Linked DNA regions of Homo sapiens: region 1 is linked to region 2. Evidence: chromatin contacts called from ENCODE Hi-C data. All regions are on one chromosome and are shown on one strand. The core of a region is the stretch at or near the end of the contact, and the rest is flanking DNA. Distances in the headings are between cores, read along the strand shown. Region 1 holds the start of FBH1 (F-box DNA helicase 1). Region 2 overlaps AKR1E2 (aldo-keto reductase family 1 member E2).

Region 1 (5,282 bases), core at 1,585-4,084, 1.0 Mb before region 2:
GCCTCGGCCTCCCAAAGTGGTAGGATTACAGGCGTCAGCCACCGCGCCCGGCCTCATCCAATTTTTAAAGCAGGGTCATTACACAATCAAATTTACACTTTAGGACAGTGACTCGGGAGAGAGGATAGAAGGTGGAGAGACATGGAGATTGTCAGGAAAACAACTCAGAAAGCCACCATATCAACCTATGTGAGAATTGGCAAAGGCCTGAGAGTAGCAGACCCTGCAGGTGCATAAGAACATGGCTTTGTTTGACAAGACAGAAAGATAAAAGATAAAGAGCAACAAGGATAACTGGCATTTCTAGTAGAACATTCAAAGAGATGTTAATGTCATTAACCATGTTAAGGAATAAAAGAGAAACAGTGTTTGTGTTTTAATCACTTTTTCCCCCGGAGTGAGAGGGAGGCTGAAAGTCCTAGTTTTAAAAATAATTTCTGGCTTTAAGTTATCTGTGGAATACCATGTTTATGCTCCAGGAGGTCCTCTGAAATCTGAGACTGGTCTTCAAAAGGCATGTGAATGACAGTTACAGATATAAGATTTGAGATGCTTTCTAAAAGTAGGTAATTTCACAGCCAGAAAGGCAAAGATGGAATCCAAATTCAGTTTCCAAATAAAATCAGCCTAGGAGGGATAGAGGAATGAGATAAGCAGCAAAAAGATGATGTCAACAAACCCAAAATTAGAATTCTAAATCTAATACCAATAGTGGTGTCTACACACACTCACAAATCACGAAACCTGTCAAATGATCAGTGTACCAATGGGCATGCTCAACAGCATACCCATGAAAAACAGGAGGAAAAGGAAGGGCAGCCAAGGAGCAAGTCGGTGCCAATGACGACTACATGTGACGTGACTGTAAAGGCCAGACCACAACCTCCAAAAGTCTGCACGAAAGAAATGAGCAGCCCAACCGGAAAACAGCAAGACCCAGGAAACAGCTCCATCCATTAGCTTACTGTTCAGATCCCGCCCCTCTAGACCAAGCTTTTGCCCAGAAAATCACAGGAGCTGCGGGACAGATTCACATACATTATCATTTAGTTATCCAAAGGGGGATACAGAGCAAAGAAGGTTCATAGAGAAGACACAAGAGGCAGAATCGAATGTGCAACACCAATGAAGTAACCAATTATCCTGGGTTCAAATATTCCAACCTGGCTAGGCACGGTGGCTCACGCCTGTAATCCCAGCATTTGGGAGGCCGAGCTGGGTGAATTACTTGAGGCCAGGAGTTTAAAGACCAGCCTGGCCAACATGGTGAAACCCCGTCTCTACTAAAAATACAAAAAAATTAGCCGAGCATGGTGGCACACGCCTGTAATCCCAGCTACTCGGGAGGCTGAGGCAGGAGAATTGCTTGAACCCGGGAGGGGGAGGTTGCAGTGAGCCGAGATCGTGCCACTGCACTCCACCCGGAGCAACAGAGCGAGACTCTGTCTCAAAATATATATATATATTCCAACCTACTGTGAACCCGTGTGTCCCAATTATGTTTAAAAAACAGGGAAACTAGAGACATAATGCAAGAGAAGATAGTCATCTGAAACTGGGAGAGGGGCAGGGGTAAAAGCAAAAAGCATGAAGCTACCAGATGCCTCAACTTCCAATTTGCACTAACTTCAACGGCAGCAGAACACTGCTTGGCACGCCCTACACTTTTGTGCATTTCAAACAACTTTTATGCCTTCCTTTTTTTCTTTTGCTGGAGTGACAAGGCACGACAGAACAATAACCTGAGCAAAGCTGGTACTTGGACTAGTTCTGTCTCCAGAGGCTATCCACATCACTGTTACCTTAACCAAACTCAATCTGCTCATGAGTAAAACGGACTTATCTTCATGGGCCCATTCCAGAAGTCTTTTCATTTATCTCCGCTCATTTTACCACAGCGGCAGACGCTGGCGGACACTCAACACATGCTACCATCCTGCCTTCCAGAAGACTTTATTACCTGTAATTCTGTAAGAAAGTCACTGACTTGGTTAGGCCTCCACTTCCCCACCTGTAAAACCCTACTGATGCCTCATAGGGTTGTCTTCGGACCACAGACTGCAATAAAAAATGTAAACGGCACTCGTTTTTAGGCCTGGCAAATAGGAGCTACTCCCATTCTACTCCCTAAAGGAATCGAAAACATGGAGAGGTTAAGTGACTGGCACCTAATCAGATCGGGTAAGGAACCCAACACCTACTGATCTCTTCCATCACCCACAGCCTGCCCAGCTCTCGCCGTGCCCTCCACCAGCGCCAGGCCTCCCACATCGCCTTAGGCTTCCCATGCTCAGAGGAGGGGCAGAGAAGCTACCGATGACACAGGGGCAGAGGGCAGCGAAAAATGACTTGCCCAAGGTCAAAACGTCAGAGTAGACGGGAAAGCCTGGCCTCCTAGCAGCCGAGGCCACGTCCCCGCGCTTGCCCCTTCAGCCCCGAGGACCCACACGCTGCGCCTTCCTGGCCTCGGGGGGCAGCGCGGGGGCCGCTCCCGACCGAGTTCAGTGAGCGCCCTGGCCTCCCCCGCGCACCCCCGCCGCGCCCTCCACCTGCCCACGGCCCGGACGGCCGAGCCCCCACGCCCGCGCTTGCCCGAGCCCAGCCTCGCGCCCCCGGGGCCCCCGCTGCCCCACCCCGGGCCCGGACCCCCCGCGCAGGACCCCGGAGGTTAAGTTTTCCACACGGCGGAGCCCCTCCCACACTCCCTGCCACGTCTGCGGCCTCACGCACTGTGGCGCTCCGGACCCGGACCCCGCTGCCGCCGCCGCCGGGCCCGCGCCGCCGGCCGCTCAGCCCAGCGTCCCCCGGCAGCGAGCTCCTCCTCTGGCCGGGACCTGGAGCCCGAGACGCCCGCCGACTTCCTCCGCGAGCTCCGCCCCGCCGCAGCCCCGGGAAGCGCCCGCCGCCGGAGCCGGACTGACGGCCCCCGCGACCAATCGGGACGCGAGACCGGAGGGGGCGTGCTGACGGACGGCCACTAACGCCAATCGAAATGCGCAATCGGTGGGGGCGCGGCCACAGCTACCGGGCCACGCCCCATCCGCGCTTCCGCTCGGGCCGGGGCGGAGCGGGAAACTTTCCCAGAGTTCCTTCGAGCTCCCCGAGTCCCCGCGGAGCAGCGGCGGTCGAGGGGCGGGGACGGGGGCGGAGCCCAGGAACGCCGGCCCCCAGGGGCTGGAGGCTGGGGCGGCCCTGAGGACGCGTGCGGGGCAGGTCACGCTTGGGCCTGGCTGCCTCAGGAGCCACCCTGCACGGCGCCGGGCGAGGCTGTGCGCGCCCTCCCGGACCCTCCACTTTGGGGCTTTGCGGTGTAGCGGCGCGCCCCACTCCCTTACGTGTTCAGTCCCGAATCACGTACGGGCCGCTGCAGCTCCAGGACGGCGGACGCCAGCGCTCTCGGATCCCCAGGCCCCTCCGTGCTCATCCCGGACCGCTCCGTCCCTGAGGAAAAACCGCCCCGTGCCCGGAACCGCGGCTTCTCCCACGCGGGGCAGGCCGGGGCTGTGAGGGGGCAGCCCGCCTGCGGACTAGGCCGGGGGTTTGAGGAGGCGGCTCTGCCGGGGACAAAGCCGGGGGCGTGAGGGGCGGTTCTGCCGGGTTCGGGGCGCGCGGGGCAGGTTGCGTGAAGAGGCGGAAAGTCCCACTCGCCCTCGGCTTCTCCCTGCCCGGCCGCCGGTGTCCCGCCCGCCGCCTCCCCGCGCAGCCCGGCCCGACCCGCGGCGATGGCCCAGCCCGGGGACCCGCGGCGCCTCTGCAGGCTGGTGCAGGAGGGCCGGCTGCGCGCCCTGAAGGAGGAGCTGCAGGCGGCCGGGGGCTGCCCGGGGCCGGCCGGGGATACCCTCCTGCACTGCGCCGCGCGCCACGGGCATCGGGACGTGCTGGCCTATCTGGCCGAGGCCTGGGGCATGGACATCGAGGCCACCAACCGAGACTACAAGCGGCCTCTGCACGAGGCGGCCTCCATGGGCCACCGAGACTGCGTGCGCTACCTGCTGGGCCGGGGGGCAGCGGTCGACTGCCTGAAGAAGGCCGACTGGTAGGTGTGGAGCGGAAAGACACCCCGCCTCCCCTCTACTCGCAGAGTCGTAGCGAGTTCCCTGTGCTTCTCCGTCCCCTTGGACACCGTAGCTGTTCTCAGCTCCTAGTTCTCACCCCAGGCCTGCTCAGCGGCAGGGACCTCCTGCCCAACTTTCCCTTATAACGCAGATGACCTGCAGAGTCCCTCGTTCCTGCCCTTGTGGGTTAACTGGTCGGGGCAGTCACCTCCCTTTCTAGAGCACGGAATAGTGTAGAATATAACCAAAGAGAATGTTACCAAACAATGAAGTGTGTGCACTATACAGATAGCCTCCGGATGCGATGTTCTGGGGACATTTAGCTAAGTTACTTCTGCACCAATGCATTGTTTCAAGTGGCATTGCTCCAATCAATATCCAGAATTCCTGAGTTATACACGCGCTCGTGTGTGTAGAGCACAGTGCAGTTGTATCACATACGTGCAGCCTTGCATAACCACCACAGTCAGAGATACTCTGCTCCACCATCACACAAGCCAATTGCATTTCGTTTGTTAGATTGACACTGATTTTAGTACTCACTAGGTCAGGTTCGTTAGAGGGCGTGAACATCTTTAGGAACATAGGGAAGTACATCTTCCCCACTGGGGCAGGGGAATAGACTTCGTTATGTGTTGAGGGTTGTCTGTGGGTTTTCTTAGCTCTGCTCCAATTCACTGCTATCCTGTGAACTAGCTTATAAGCTGCTTTGTCTCCCAGGCACCCTCTCCTCTAGGTACACGTTCGTTACAATCATTTTCCCCTTATTATTTCTCCCAGGGTCCTCACAGAAGGCACAGAGGTTGCCGGTCAAAGCTGTTTTCCTGCCTGCCAGACCCCTGAATCCTCTAGGTTTTCCATCTGTGCCAAGGATGTGTGTGTTTTGAAGACCTGGCCCCTGGCTTCTAATGTCTCAGCTGCCTCCATCTGACAGCTTCTCCTGGTTGGCCTTAGGACTCCTCTGATGATGGCCTGCACAAGGAAGAACCTGGGGGTGATCCAGGAGCTGGTGGAACATGGCGCCAATCCACTCCTGAAGAACAAAGATGGCTGGAACAGTTTCCACATTGCCAGTCGAGAAGGCGACCCTCTGATCCTCCAGTACCTGCTCACTGTTTGCCCAGGTGCCTGGAAGACAGAGAGCAAAATTAGAAGGACTCCTCTGCATACTGCAGGTACAGCCTACAGCTCTGCAGGTGAGCAGTACACACATGTGGCTGCTTCACC
Region 2 (5,203 bases), core at 2,131-4,630:
TACGTAAAAGAATTCAGTCCTGTGAAAATATGCTGCATAACAAGAAAAAGGAACACAATGAAGACACAGGGTCTTGATCAATTTCATGATATAAAATGAAAATGTGCCCAAACCCAGCCAGAGCTGGTCGCATCACATGTCACTGTTCTGTGATCGCCTCCACATGCGTGCCTCTCCCATTTCAACTTGGGTGTTTAAGGGCAAGACCAAGTCTCCCTCATCTTTATAACTAAGGAATAACAATAAAGAAAGCTTGTTGGAGAGCTGGGGTTGAGCTTGAAGCATTGTTTTAGACACATAAAGTTTAAGGTGCATATTAGATGTCTGTGTGAAGAAAAGGAGAAATGGAAGAAAGAGAAAAGATGGAGAAATAAACGTGCTAAAATGCGAATTTTATCATTGATTAAAGTTGGGAACTAATAAATAGTGTCTAAATGCACAGTTCCAAGATTGTGCACATAGTCACCCTGCGGCACCCACAGTGAACTCATAGGAATGCCATGGGGGATTTCACCAAAGACATACAAATGGCCAATAAGCACATGAAAAGATGCTCAGATCATTAGGCAGTAAGGAATTGTAATGAAATCCACAATGAGACACCATTGAACACCCACTAAAACAGCTGTAACAACAACAGGGGCAGACCAAAACTAATGCTGGCGAGGGTGTGGAGAAACCGGAACCTCGCACATTGCTGATGCGACTGTAAGCCTGTGCACTTTGGGAAACAGTTGGCAGTTTCTCAAAACAATCAAACATAAACTGCCATCAGTCAGCGAGGCCCTGCCATCCTCCCCAAGGTCTCTTGCTCCTTGATGCCCATTTGATGCCCATCCACACCTCCCGAATCTGTTTCCAGCTTTTTAAGCCTTTGATTACCACTTATCCTTGGATTTTCCATTCAAATAAAATACGAAAGTGCCAATGAGGAGAAGCAGCTACTGAAACGAGTATCTGAGTATCTCCCAGTCTTAAAGTCAGGAGAGATGCCCACAATCATTTGACGCAGAGGGTCCCTTAAGGGCACACGTTTACACCTCCTCTGTGGACCTTGGTCTCCAGGCCCCAGAGTGGGGAAGAACTTACACAGAAGTCACATTCCCTAGAGAAAAGCAGGGAACCAAAGAAGGGGAGGGCTTGTCAGCTCCACTCAGAATGAACAGACAAGAGGGGCCGGGTTATCAATTACCATCTGAAAAGGGAACTGGGAAATACTGCTCAAGAACGAGGCTGCGTAACTTCTGTGAAACTTTTTAAGCTTTGCAGTTGCCCAGTGTTTGCCTATTTTTGCTATCCATTGTTTCCTTCCTCACTGTGATTGTACAAAGTTGAAGAGGTCTTAAAATCAAAGACAGTAAAAGGCTGCCATCTCCTGTTAAGAGCCGCAGATGCACTGGACCATTAAGTGCTTCCCAGCGCCACCTGGTGGCCAGCTTCACTCAGTTTTCATGCCGGCTGGAAGTAAATCCATGAAATGCAAATAACGTAGTGGATCCTCATTGGCCAGCTATCGTGAGACACCTGACGTATTACTGTTAACCAACTCACGCTACTGTGCAATGGAGCGCTGAGACTCATTCCTCCCAACTGCAACTGTGTCCTTGCTGACCAACCTCTCCTCATCAGCCATCCACCCCTGCCCTCCCCAGCCTCTGGTAACCACCATTCTACTCTCTACTTTTAAGGTCAATGAACAATGGTTTAAGTATAAGTGACAAGGAAAATTCACAAAATAGCAGTTAGATTTTTGACTCTGTGGGAGATAAAATACAAGTCACACACCTACACACGCATGTGTTCACAAGAGTGCTACATGCAGATGACTGTGTCACCTGCTGCATGGCACTATGCCACTGAATCCTAACACCTCTAGGTAGACAGTGACAAAGAGTTTAAAGGTTTAAAAGGTTAAGTAATTTGCACAAAGTCACACAGCTAATGAATGATAAGGAGTCACGAACATGGAAAAATTAAAGGTCCATGGTGGTGGACAGGGCCTGATCGTAGGAAGGTCAAGAGACTCTCCCATTTCCTCAGTCCTTTGTAAACAGTCTTCTGATTAAACTCTCCCTGGAAATTTGGTCAAACCATGACACCCCACCCTCAATCCTACCCCCACTAGGGCGAGGCTCCCATGAAGCTCTTGCACCAGTCATGTCTTTTCGTTTTGGTGACACCCGCAGCAAAGTCCTCTCTTGAGGCCAAGCTAGAAGGTTTCTACACATCCCTGCACATCTGGAAGGCTGGGCAGGGAGGTGGATGAGAAACTGAGGAATGAGGCAATGGCAATGATACTGGTCGCAGTAACAATGCATTCTTCCTAGAACATAACTTGGGCCAGATGCTGTCTCCACAACCGGGAGGTGCTGCAATTCCTCCACTGAGTGGACAAGGACACTGAAGGCTGGGAGGTGAGGCAGTCTGCTCAGGATCACAGAGCTAGAAAAGCACAACTTTTATCTGCAGAACCCACACCTCTGACTCAGCTGGCCTGCTTGTGATAGAGTGAAAATGGGAAGTGATGTGGAGGGGAACTGTCCCCAAACAGTCCCCTTCAGCCACTGGGCAACACCTCCATATCTTCCCTGAACCTGATGCAGAGGGAGGAGGAAATGAGAGGCTTGTTTGGAGGCTGATGTGGGGGACACAAGAAGCGGGAAGAGACCATGGAGTAGACATCAATTTCTTTCTGGCTTAACTCATTTTGAATAGGAGCCAAGGGCCTGTGAGTTGAGAAGTTATATCCCTGGAGATCCGGTATGAATCCCAGGGCACAGGAGCTAGGCCAGATTCACTGAGCAGACAGCAAAGACAGGGATCATGGCGTCTGGACCACAGGAAGTCCATTAACCCACACCCTCTACCAACGCCTGGGCGTGAACACCATGCTCTGCAGGGCCTCCTTCTGATACATGAATCTAAACAGGCTGAATGAGCAGATGTGAGAAAGTGAGCTGTATTTCATCTCCGCTATGGGGGTTCCCCAGGTATAATCTGACTTATCAGAAGACCGTATTAAAAACTAGTATTTAGGAATTAACCAGCTACTTGGGGGGCTGAGGCAGGAGGATCACTTAAGCCCAGGAGGCGGAGGTTGCAGTGAGCTGAGATCACTTGACTATACTCCAGCCTGGGTGACATAGTGAGACTCTGTCTCAAAAAAAAAAAAAAAAAGAAATTAAAATTCAGATTTTTAAGGAAGAAAAAAGCCTCTTTATTGAACTGAAACAGTGTCCCAGACTTATCCCATTTTCCTTCTCACTGGGGGAAGGGAAGGACTCTGCTTTAGAATAACCTGGGGGTCACTGGCAGGGCACAGAAGGAAGTGTAGGTGACGCGGGCTGGCCTGGGGCACAATGGGTGGAGCTGCGCAATGGGGCAGAGACACATTACACTGTTTCCTCAGCTCTGTAGATGGCTTAAATAACTCCATAAGATAAAGTTTTCTTAAAATGTGAAGGCAAATTTCACTGATGACTCATCAGTGTATTTGTTCAGAGTAGAGGCCACACAGGCTGTCTTGGAGAAACCCCATTGCCTTCACTTAGAACACACTCAATTCTCCAGATTTGTCAGAGAAGGTGGCTCTTACATCCCCCTCTGACTGTGTGGCTCCTGTCCCAGGCACAGCTGCCCTGGCGCTGTGATGACAGAGGAGGGTCAACATTGCCAATAGTGTCTGTGCATCTGGGCTGAGCAGAAACAAGGAAGGGGAAGCGTCCTCAGTATTCTATGTGGAAAGGATAGTCTTTGTGATTTTTAGTTCTGAAAAACAGAAAAACAAATCAAAAATAGGAACAAAGAATGATTATTTTTTAAGAGAAACATTTTAAATGGTATATACTTTTAAACTCCCCAGTGCATGAAATTAGCTTCATTCAGTGGCTCATCTTCAAACAGGAAAGAATTATAATGAGAAAGTTTAATTAATCTAAAATGTGTATGATAAATACCTATTCAGACACCAATCATTCAATCTGTATATTCTTCCCTCTGTTTTAAAAAGAAGGAGCCATATTTACATGGGGAACATGGCCAGTCGGAGATTCCTGTTTAGGCTGAGGATGTTATCCATATCGTGCTGTGTTAATTCAAAATCAAACACCTGGAACCAAAACACAATGTTTGTAGAAAACTTAGTTTAATTCACATTTAATGGAGCACATGTTACCTACATAGCACAGTGCTAGACCTGCAAGGGACACAAAGATGTAAAACAAACACTTCATCAGACACTTGGAACTTCCCTGAATCACAGCCTGGATTCCCCAAATGCCCTTTGATTTTGATCATGTGACTGGTGTTGGCTTGGCCTTGGCTACATTTAGGAAGCCTTGGACAGATGGAAATATATACTGCACTCATCTTAGTGGAATAAAGGACATATGGGAATTGTTAAAAGTTATAGCGGCTGGGCGCGGTGGTTCACGCCTGTAATCCCAGCACTTTGGGAGGCCAAGATGGGCAGACCACGAGGTCAGGAGTTTGAGACCAGCCTGGCCAATATGGTGAAACCCCATCTCTACTAAAAATTTAAAAATTAGCCGGACATGGTGGCATATGCCTCTAGTCCCAGCTATTCAGGAGGCTGAGGCAGGAGAACCGCTTGAACCCAGGAGGTGGAGGTTGCAGTGAGCCGAGATCGCACCACTGCACTCCAGCTTGGATGACAGAGTGAGACTCCATCTCAAAAAAAAAAAAAAGGATGGCACAGAATTTTTCCCACTGACTCTGCTACCCCTCAAAACCCCAACAAAACAATTTGTTCCATACACCTGCCAACTAGGGACCCACTTGGCCCTGGGACTATGAACTCTAACAGTACCCATATCACAGAGTACATTTTCTGAGTGATCCATTTTTCTTCCTTGAAAATAGTATTCTTCTCAGCCCTTCCCTCCCCTTTTGTTGTCCCCACACACTGAGGAACAGGACCCATGGCCACAGCATCAGCATCCACCCCGGCCTGGCAGAGTGGCTGTCTTGCGGCGGGAGGAGGGGTGCACTGAGTGATTCCAATGCAAGGACCTGGAGCACCCCAGGCTCTTCCCCACAAGAGCCTTCCCCTCCTGAGGGCAGGAGAAAGTAGCCTCAGCGTGTCATCTGGAGGTAGTGGGGAGTGCTGGGGCCGGGGTAGGCGGATTCTTGGGTTTAAGGGGAACAGCAAGCAGTTCTAGAAGACTCCTTATAAAGGGTAGGC

The links. Hi-C counts contacts between places; a loop is a spot of excess contacts on that map. Pooled maps may share reads with other maps.
Region 1: a loop to region 2 is called in a pooled map, with 2.8 times the contacts of the local background. The contact joins the promoter of FBH1 here to the enhancer-like site in region 2. A Hi-C loop is called at or near these places in 4 of 50 pooled maps.

Annotation. Positions count from the first base shown.
Region 1 is chr10:5,887,795-5,893,076 of GRCh38, reverse strand. FBH1 (F-box DNA helicase 1) reads right to left here and starts at 2,834. Exons shown (of 21, transcript NM_178150.3): 1 at 2,731-2,834. The coding sequence starts at 2,731. ANKRD16 (ankyrin repeat domain 16) reads left to right here and starts at 3,184. Exons shown (of 8, transcript NM_019046.3): 1 at 3,184-4,036; 2 at 5,010-5,230. The coding sequence starts at 3,723. RefSeq lists silencers at 2,402-2,451, 2,642-3,361, 3,502-3,611, 3,622-3,901.
Region 2 is chr10:4,846,053-4,851,255 of GRCh38, reverse strand. It overlaps AKR1E2 (aldo-keto reductase family 1 member E2), which reads right to left. Exons shown (of 10, transcript NM_001040177.3): 9 at 4,026-4,108; 10 at 3,194-3,768. The coding sequence ends at 3,726. Among named protein-coding and RNA genes, the nearest start is that of AKR1E2, 22 kb to the right of the region's middle. RefSeq lists an enhancer at 1,265-1,559. Within about 2 kb of position 3,380, at least 4 of the 41 ENCODE cell types and tissues checked have a DNase peak (open chromatin) inside an H3K27ac peak, as active enhancers do.